2 separate regions of the Homo sapiens genome follow, and region 2 is linked to region 1. A link is an interaction called in ENCODE POLR2A ChIA-PET data of the cell type or tissue named here. Cell type or tissue: PC-3. All regions are shown on one strand. Links, peaks and the distances in the headings refer to the core of each region. The heading gives the core; the rest is flanking DNA. Region 1 overlaps AGPS (alkylglycerone phosphate synthase). Region 2 overlaps AGPS (alkylglycerone phosphate synthase).

Region 1 (4,407 bases), core at 273-4,272:
CTGCGTCACCCTAAAAAACAAACAAAATCCCCACAGGGGCTTTAAGTTAAGTGAAATCAGATTTAACATCTAGAAACTGAAAGTCAAGACGACCCAAATGATTAGTTTAAGATATAATCTCAGTTTCTTCCCAGCCTCTACTCCATGGAAGGAATACACATTGGCTTGCTTTAGAGTTGTCCGCCAAAACAGGTGAACTGAGGACGCAGTGCAAAACAAGAATTTTACCTTCACTGAAGTACCAAATTAGTCAATATTATAGGTACATATTCAATCTTTTTCATGTCTGTCCCATGTTACTAAAACTTCTATTGGGAAATAACCCAAAAACTTTTATACATTGTATCAGAATTTTATGATGAAATGCCATTTTCACTGATTTTATTGTTTTGTTATCTAGAAGTAATGAGAACTATCAGCAGCATGTGTGAAAACAATATATATATAGTCAGGTAAGCATGAGTATTCATTGTTTTAAATTGCATAATCAAAATGACATTTAACAAAATTACTTAAAAACATACATATCTTGACAATAAAAGTAACACTAACTTTTTCTCTTTCTGCTATTTAACAAATTTTATGCACAATTAAGTTCTTCATGTGACTTGTATAAGACAAAATTTGAGGCACTTCCATACTACAAATAGTACAACTCCATTACTTTTCAAGAGCGTGTTTTCCTGCCAAAGGACCACACAATGAGCTCCATATGTGCAAGTGAAAACTACATTTTGTACTGCCACAGTAAACAGATGGGATGCAAAACATCTGCCCCTTGAAAAAGGCAAAATTAGACTCAAAACAAGAAACCTGGTTCCTTTCATTGGCTCCGTCACTGCTGAGGATAGGAACATGAAATGCATAGAATACATATGGACATGCAAACACTGACTAAAGTCAATTTTCATTATTTAAAAAATCCATATTGATAGAGAATGGGCAAATTATAATCTCTTCAAAGTACATTAAGTCCTCTTGTCAGGCATGTGAATCAGAGCAACTGCATCTTAAATAGGAGCTGGGTAAAATGAGGCTGAAACCTACCTACTGGGCTGCATTCCCAGAGGGTTAAGCCATTCTAAGTCACAAGATGAGATAGGAAGTCAGCACAAGATACAGGTCATAAAGACCTTGCTGATAAAACAGATTGCAGTAAAGAAGCCAGCTAAATCCCACCAAAACCAAGATGGCCAGGAGAGTGACCTCTGGTCATCCTCACTGCTACACCTACACTCCCACCAGTGCCATGTCAGTTTACAAATGCCAAGGCAACATCAGGAAGTTACCCTATATGGTCTAAAAAGGGGAGGCATGAATAATCCACTCCTTGTTTAGCTTATCATCAAGAAACAACCATAAAAATGGGCAATCAGCAGACCTTGGGGCAGCTCTGTCTATGGAGTAGTCATTCTTTTATTCCTTTACTTTGCTGATAAACTTGCTTTCACTTTGCACTGTGGACTTGCCCTGAATTCTTTCTTGTGTGAGATCCAAGAACCTTCTCCTGAGGTCTGGATCATCCTGGGACCCTTTTCCTGTCACACTCTGGCAACAATACTATGAACTCATCATTTGTTTGGATTCTCCTGGCTCAACAGACTTAAAGATTCTGGGTAGAAAAAAAGCAAATCACTGCAGTTGAGACCAAAACAAAGACACTGTTCAGTTCTGGCTATAACTTTAAAAATAAATGACAACAAAATAAATATCAATAATATTTTTTTCTACACAGATAATTTAAATGCACTAGAAGAAACTCTTCTAAGCTGTATATAGCCAAAATATGACATAGTCTAAAGATACAGAATGACAAACGAGATTGAAGAATGCTGAGAGAACATAAAGACAGACACCATCAATTAGCTTATGCAGCTTAAAAATCAGTCTATACAAAGAATAAGAAAATTGGGATAGGTCGGATTGGGAAAAGTGTTCTGGAAAGGCATACCTAAATGGAGACTGACAAAGAAACATAAGATATTGTTCTAGGTAAAACAAATGCCAATATTACTAAGATATAGGAGAAATCAACCAGGAGATAACAAAGGAGAGTAAAAAAAGCTAGACATCCATGAGTAGAGGAACCAGATGAACAAAAAGATTAAGGGAAAAAAGCAGGGAAAAATGAGCTGAAAATAACTACAATTCTGACATCAGGAATAAGAAAAACCAAAGAACTTGAGGAAGAAACCAATATCAAAGGAGCAACGGCTATCACTGCTGTGAAAGCTTGAGGAGATATACCTTCACTCAGCACCAACTCTACAGAACACAGACCCTCTGTGGCCCACAGACCTGCTTTTCTTTCTCCCTAGGCCTCATATCTTCTCACCTTTCTCCCTAGGCCTCATATCTTCACACCTTGCCTCAATCACTGACTCTTCCTAAGTATGTGCGCCCATTTTCTTCCTCTTCAAAAACCTACTTTCCCAGATCAAAAGGACACAGAAGCCAACTTAAAGAAACTCCCAATAGCCACACTGGGAAAATCTGAGCAACAAAGTGAATAATGACAATAATGGCTATATTCCAGACAATAAAATGTCTATGAGTCCCTACTGATAGACTCATATACAGACAGATAGATAGTGGCAAGGGGTGGGGGGCGGGCAGAAAAAGAGAGGAGAGGAAAGCTCTTCTTTACAGTGAATTCCAATTGATAAATGTAAAATGAATGATTAAAATAGAAAATCACCATTTACAAGTATCACAATTATAACTGCTGTAATCAAGAATCAACAGTGGGATATTGATGTGATTAGGAGATGATATAAGAAACAGGATATTTGCATAGTCTCAAAGTTTCTCCCCATAAGGTTTTTGGGTTTTTTTTTCTTTTGAGATGTAGTTTTGCTATTGTTGCCCAGGCTGGAGTGTAGTGGCACTATCTTGGCTCACTGCAACCTCCATCTCCCGGGTTCAAGCGATTCTCCTACCTCAGCCTCCCGAATTGCTGGGATTACAGGCGCCTGCCACCACACCTGGCTAATTTTTTTGTATTTTTAGTAGAGACGGGGTTTCATCATGTTGGCCAGGCTGGTCTCAAACTCCTGACCTCAAGTGATCCACCCACCTCAGCCTCCCAAAGTGCTGGTATTACAGGCGTGAGCCACTGTGCCCAGCCATAAGATATTTTTTTAAATACAATGGGGAAAAATAGTAATTGTAGAGTGGAGAAACCTGGCAGGTACCACCCTAACCAAGTAGTCTAAGTTAATGTCACCAATAATGAGACTTAATAAATATCATGCTTCTTCTGAGATGATCTACCATGAAGAGCACTTCACTATCACTTCTGAGGTAATCTTGCTGAAATGTGTAACTTGAATTTGATCACAAGAAAACATCAGACAAACTCAAACTGAGAGATGTTTTACAAGATAACTGGCCAGTATTCTTCAAATGTATGAAGGTTATGAAAGATAAAGATATCAGTAGGACAAATGATAAAGAAAGGTTTGTGAGTTAGGTAATCATATTGAAACAACACTAATTTTTTGGTTTTGATAATCATACTATAATTACATGAGATATCAGCATTTGAGGAAGATGAGTAAAGGGTACACAGGAAATATTTGTACAATACTATTTTTTTTTAAGTCTAGTTACACCTCCCCCAAAATTAGAAATTTAAAAGCAATGTAAATGTTTTTCCAATTGGCCCATCTCCATCAAGAGGGATTCTTTTTTAAAAAACTAAGTATACTGCACTTAAAGTCAGTCACTAAACAGACCAGATGAAACGTGGTGATCAGTTAAGTTTTCCAAACTCCCTCGAAGTTAAAAGAAATAAGTATGAGATATGAGAATTAAAAACTAAGAAATGGGAGAAATGCCCAAATACCAAATATGATCAGACTGAGTGAAATATAGCATCTTCACTAAGTTTACATTAATAATTAGTAAGCCTTTGGAAAACAAATAGGATGATTGTACCAAATGCAGTGACATAGCCTTAAAATACTATGACTCAATATTTATACATGTTGAATGTGTATATACAAAAGATATCAAGAATGTTAGATTATTAAATCATATATATAATATATATCTGAGCTTTCAAAATGCAATTAGGAAAGCATTTAAAAGGGAGGTAAGGTAATCATAGTCAAATCTCCATATGCAATTTACAGAGGCTCCCACAAAGAATTTAATTTAACAGAAGGAGCAAATGCAGAGGAAATACTCTTTTTACTACACAATACAAATAGAATCTAATCTACAATTTTAATCGCATTTTAGGCCAAATGTTAGGTGCCTCAGAACAGAAGAAATGAACTGTTTAACAATGCTACTGTCAATTTGCCAGCTGTGTTTCTCTTCTAGTGTTAATTCACCCTCATAAAAAAAAGATCCCTTGAATATTTACATTTTAAGTACCAGATATACAAAGTTTAAGAAACA
Region 2 (4,407 bases), core at 93-4,092, 100 kb after region 1:
AATGTACATCTTCAGAACTTCATTAAAATTACTTTCAAATTACTATTCCTGAGGTTTTATTTTAGGTACAAAATATTAATGTCAGAAAAATAGAAAAATTATTAATACATTGCAATGAAAAGGAAATAAATAACTTCTCCAAAGGAATGAAACTTACTTTGCTGATATTTTAATATACTGATATAGCACATGTTTTAAAAACATTAACTTAAGTATAGTAATGTCCAATAGATATTAAATCAGGGTACAATACTGGAATAGACTCATAATATATCTGATCCAATTTTTTACTTAGTCTCAGTTTCTTTTTATTTTTGGTTCCAGCATTTAAGTATTACATATTTGTACTCACTGCCCTTTCAAATGTATCAAAATTCAACAGACAAACCAAAAACAGAGCTTTGGCAAAGGCAGTATTGCTTAAAACCAACAAAGAACTCGTTTTACAATTCTGACCATATCTAGAACAAACAGGAATAACACAAATATCCTTTAGAATTCTTTTTAATATTTTTCCAGTTTTACTGAGGTATGATTGAACCAATATGCTTTGTAATTCTTATCAACAAATAACCACATTTAAGACATAGAAAAGCTATCACAAAAATGACTGATCTTTCCCTATCACTTCTTTCCTAATTTATCTCAGAAGCTAATTTTTTAAAATACTATTTATATTCACACAGACCTAAAATCATTCACCTTTCATAATAACCCACACTCCTTGTAAATTACCAGATTTAAATATGAAGCTACTTTCAAAAAACTGAATGGCATGGGAATTGGGTGGTGGGTGGCTTATAGACATTATTTGGATCCTGACACAAATAAACTACCTATAAAAGATGTTTGTGAGACAACTGGAGAATGTGAATATGAACTGGATAACTAAATAAAAATTTTTTGCTATTTTGGATATATAATATTATATAATTGGTTATATTAGGTCCTTATTTTTTAAGACATATAATATATATATACACACACACAAATACATATATTTAGAGGTGACATGACAACATCAGAATTTGAAATATTACCAGGAGACAAAAAGCAGTTATGGCAAAATGTTGATAATGTTTAAACTCAAGGAGGAATCATTATATTTTCATGTGTGTTTAAAATTTTTCATAGAAAGAAAGAATTAAAGGAGGAACAAAAGAAGAAATAAACCAGGGTTACCTTTTCCCAGTCAATTCAATTTGGCCCTTCTTATTGAAGATGAATTTAGAATCATTATATCCCCATCCATTCCATTTCATAACTTCTTGCCTAGTGAGAAGAAAATATATATAAGTGAGACCAATGCTAAACATCTTAAAACTGTACAGTATATCATTGATTATTAACTCACAATCATCTAAAATACCTTATGCCCACAAATATTGTATAAGGTTAAATAAAATTAGCACACATTAAAATGTCCATATACTAATATTTCTGAATATAGAATCACTCTGATGAGCAGCACCTGCTTCACAGAGGGCTACAACCAATAAATTTAATGCATTCAAAGGAAGAAATAAAAAGTTGCAAAAAGGAAGAAGATATGCTTAAAATATAAATGTCTCATTTTGTACATGTTATTGGGTTTACACTGTAGAATGACCTAAAAAGCTTTGCAATTAAAACTAAGGAAACAAAGTTTTACACATGAGAAAAAAATCATAATTATTAACCTTCTGCTACGATTTTTAAAAAAAGACCAATTTACCAAGTAGACTGACTAGTAGTAGACACAATAAAGTAGATTAAAAATCTCAGTGCTGGGTTTACATTCTAAATTCTTCAAATTCCATATAGCTACCAATCTCTACCTTGACCTACATATTGTAACAGTTAATGGCCATACTCACTTTCAATATTTCAAAATAACATGCTATTTTTAATTTCCAAAATACCAATATTTCATAACATGCTATTTTTAATTTGCAAAACACCAATATTTCATAGTTGTAAAAATCCTTATTTATCAAAATCAATGGTTGAATCATTCAATTTTGCACATCATGTAAGAATAGATAGGTCTGGACCTGTACAAAACATAAAAAGCAATCATGCTGAAGTATTGCATCACTTTTTATTACATGTTTTGGCATAGTACCCTAGTTTGATCTTGGCTACTGAAATAAATTGGTGGTGAGTCTTCTTACTACAAATTCAACTATGCAGTTTATGGTGCAAATAACTTAACAAAAACCCTTTTCTATCTTGAAAGTTATTTGCTGCATTAAAATTTCAAAATAAAGATGCACGCATTAGAAAGTGTTCTCTTATTCTCTGTAATTCTCAAGAAAGAAGAAAATAACAACTGACAAGCAAGTTTTTTTATTACAATCATAATTCTTGTTCTAGTTCAAAGGCTTTTCAAACAAATGAACATGAACATAATACAACTAAGCCAGATACAGGTAATTAATTATGAGCTGAAATCTCCATCTATACATAAAATTAAGACAAAGAAACTAGGAATGCTCTGTTTACAACTATGATTTGCTATTAATAAAAGCTACAGTCCCTCTACAAAAACTTCAAAATATCTGAAGAGTATCAATCCAGAGACTGGATTTGTAGATTAGTTATAAACTAACACCAAATATTTTTTCTAATCCCATAACATTCCTACCTCATTGCAGAGAGAGATTTTGGAACGGAGCTTTTGGAAAAATCTCTATGGAGAAACATCACGACTAATGTTACCAGTGACACACACATTTTCTTAAGATTTTACTTTTTTTTTTTTTGGTGCCAAAACTTGGGATTGAACCATAAGATTTTCACATTCTAAAAACAGATTAGGATATTTTCCACTTTGCTTTTTTTCATGATTAAATTATCTTCACTTTTATGAAGTATAATTTACTTAGTATTTTCTTATATTTCAATAATCAGAAGGATAAATGTATATTTTAATACATTAACATCTTTAATGGCTTATAATATGCATAGATTTTATGTGATTGCATTTTATTAGTGAATTTCAACATTTATTATAATTCTGTTCTCTACAAAATAGTAATTTGGTATTACACAAAATAAATGCAAAAATCTCAAGGCAAGGCACAAGGAAATCATTTCAGTACAGAGGTTGAATCTGGCATGTTTATGTAGCTTAACAACGAAAATCATTTTCCTTAAAATTATCCCTAGAATTTAAAAACTTATCCCCAGATGGCCCCAAAGTAAAAAGCTAAACTTGGTCACATGGGTTCATTCTTAGCACTTCATGAGGAAATGAATCAAGATAGCAGGAAAGATCTGCTGTTATACACTATAAAATGAAGGGATTTACATCCTGAAGAGTCTTTGGCCTTAAATTTTCAAGTTGGGTAATATTCTAAAGAACTTCCAAATTTTCAACTGTAGGTACCTTTTTCTCTCTTTTCATCCCAGTCATAAAATTGGGCTTATGAAATGGACTTTACCATATTTATATCAACTTTTGGAGTCTTCTCAGAAGTTGAATGTAGGCATTTGGAATGCATTTATACCCAAAACAGGATTATGCATAAATCATATACAATTAAAATCTAGATTACCCCCAAACCAATCTTCTGATATCTTCAAGTACCCCAGGTGTTAAATAAAAAACAGGTAAATTTCCCAGGCTTCTAGTTTTAAACTTTTATGTACACATATTCTAACCCCATCCCCACCAAATTACTAGTATATACTCTGATAGTTAAATATAACTATATGATTAAATTTTTTAATAACTTCTTATACATAGAAGTATTTTGAACGGTATTACAGCATAACATTTTAAAATTAGAGTAAAACTTTATATAGTCACAGAATTTGAAAACTAAAAAGATCCTCAGAACCCATCCAGTTCAATTGCTCATTTTTCAGATAAAGAAACTGCCCAGAGAAGCATCCCTGGTCACGCAGCTAAGTTAGTTGTGAGTATCCAAAGGCTGACTTCCAGTCTCATAATTCTTCCTCTTCAGAGAGGCAATAATATCTGAAACCCATCTAAGTCAGGCTGTCAGATAACCAGAATATTTGAAAGAACTCATTTTTTGATTTACATCAATACTGTTTCAAGAAACTATTACATGTTACTATAGATTGAGTATCCTTTATCCAAAATGCTTGGGACCAGAAGTGTTTCAGATTTCAGATATTTTTCAGATTCTGGAATATTTACATATACACAATGAGATTTCTTGGGGATGGGACCCAAGTCTAAACATAAAATTTATTTATGTTTCATATACATCTTATCACATAGCCTGAAGGTAATTTTATACAATATTTTTAATGGTTTTGTGCATGAAACAGAGTTTGCATACACTGAACTATCAGGAAGCAAAGGAATCACTATCTCATGACAGTGTTCAAAAAGTTTCCAATGTTGGAACATTGTGGATTTTAGATTTTCAAATTAAGGATGCTCACCCTGTG

Evidence for each region. ChIA-PET counts read pairs that join two places held together with the same protein. Peaks named below come from ENCODE experiments on the same cell type or tissue, not always from the same donor. Only the 100,000 strongest peaks of a DNase experiment are listed, where the experiment ranks them.
Region 2: POLR2A ChIA-PET joins it to region 1 with 5 read pairs; 2 of 35 experiments call an interaction of 5 or more read pairs at or near these places.

Annotation. Positions count from the first base shown.
Region 1 is chr2:177,516,872-177,521,278 of GRCh38, reverse strand. It overlaps AGPS (alkylglycerone phosphate synthase), which reads right to left. Exons shown (of 20, transcript NM_003659.4): 18 at 1-10. Among named protein-coding and RNA genes, the nearest start is that of IFT70B, 34 kb to the left of the region's middle. In PC-3, for the core only: no CTCF peak of the experiment used is centred there; no DNase peak of the experiment used is centred there; H3K27ac peaks cover 723 bases.
Region 2 is chr2:177,417,134-177,421,540 of GRCh38, reverse strand. It overlaps AGPS (alkylglycerone phosphate synthase), which reads right to left. Exons shown (of 20, transcript NM_003659.4): 2 at 1,183-1,272. Among named protein-coding and RNA genes, the nearest start is that of AGPS, 27 kb to the right of the region's middle. In PC-3, for the core only: no CTCF peak of the experiment used is centred there; no DNase peak of the experiment used is centred there.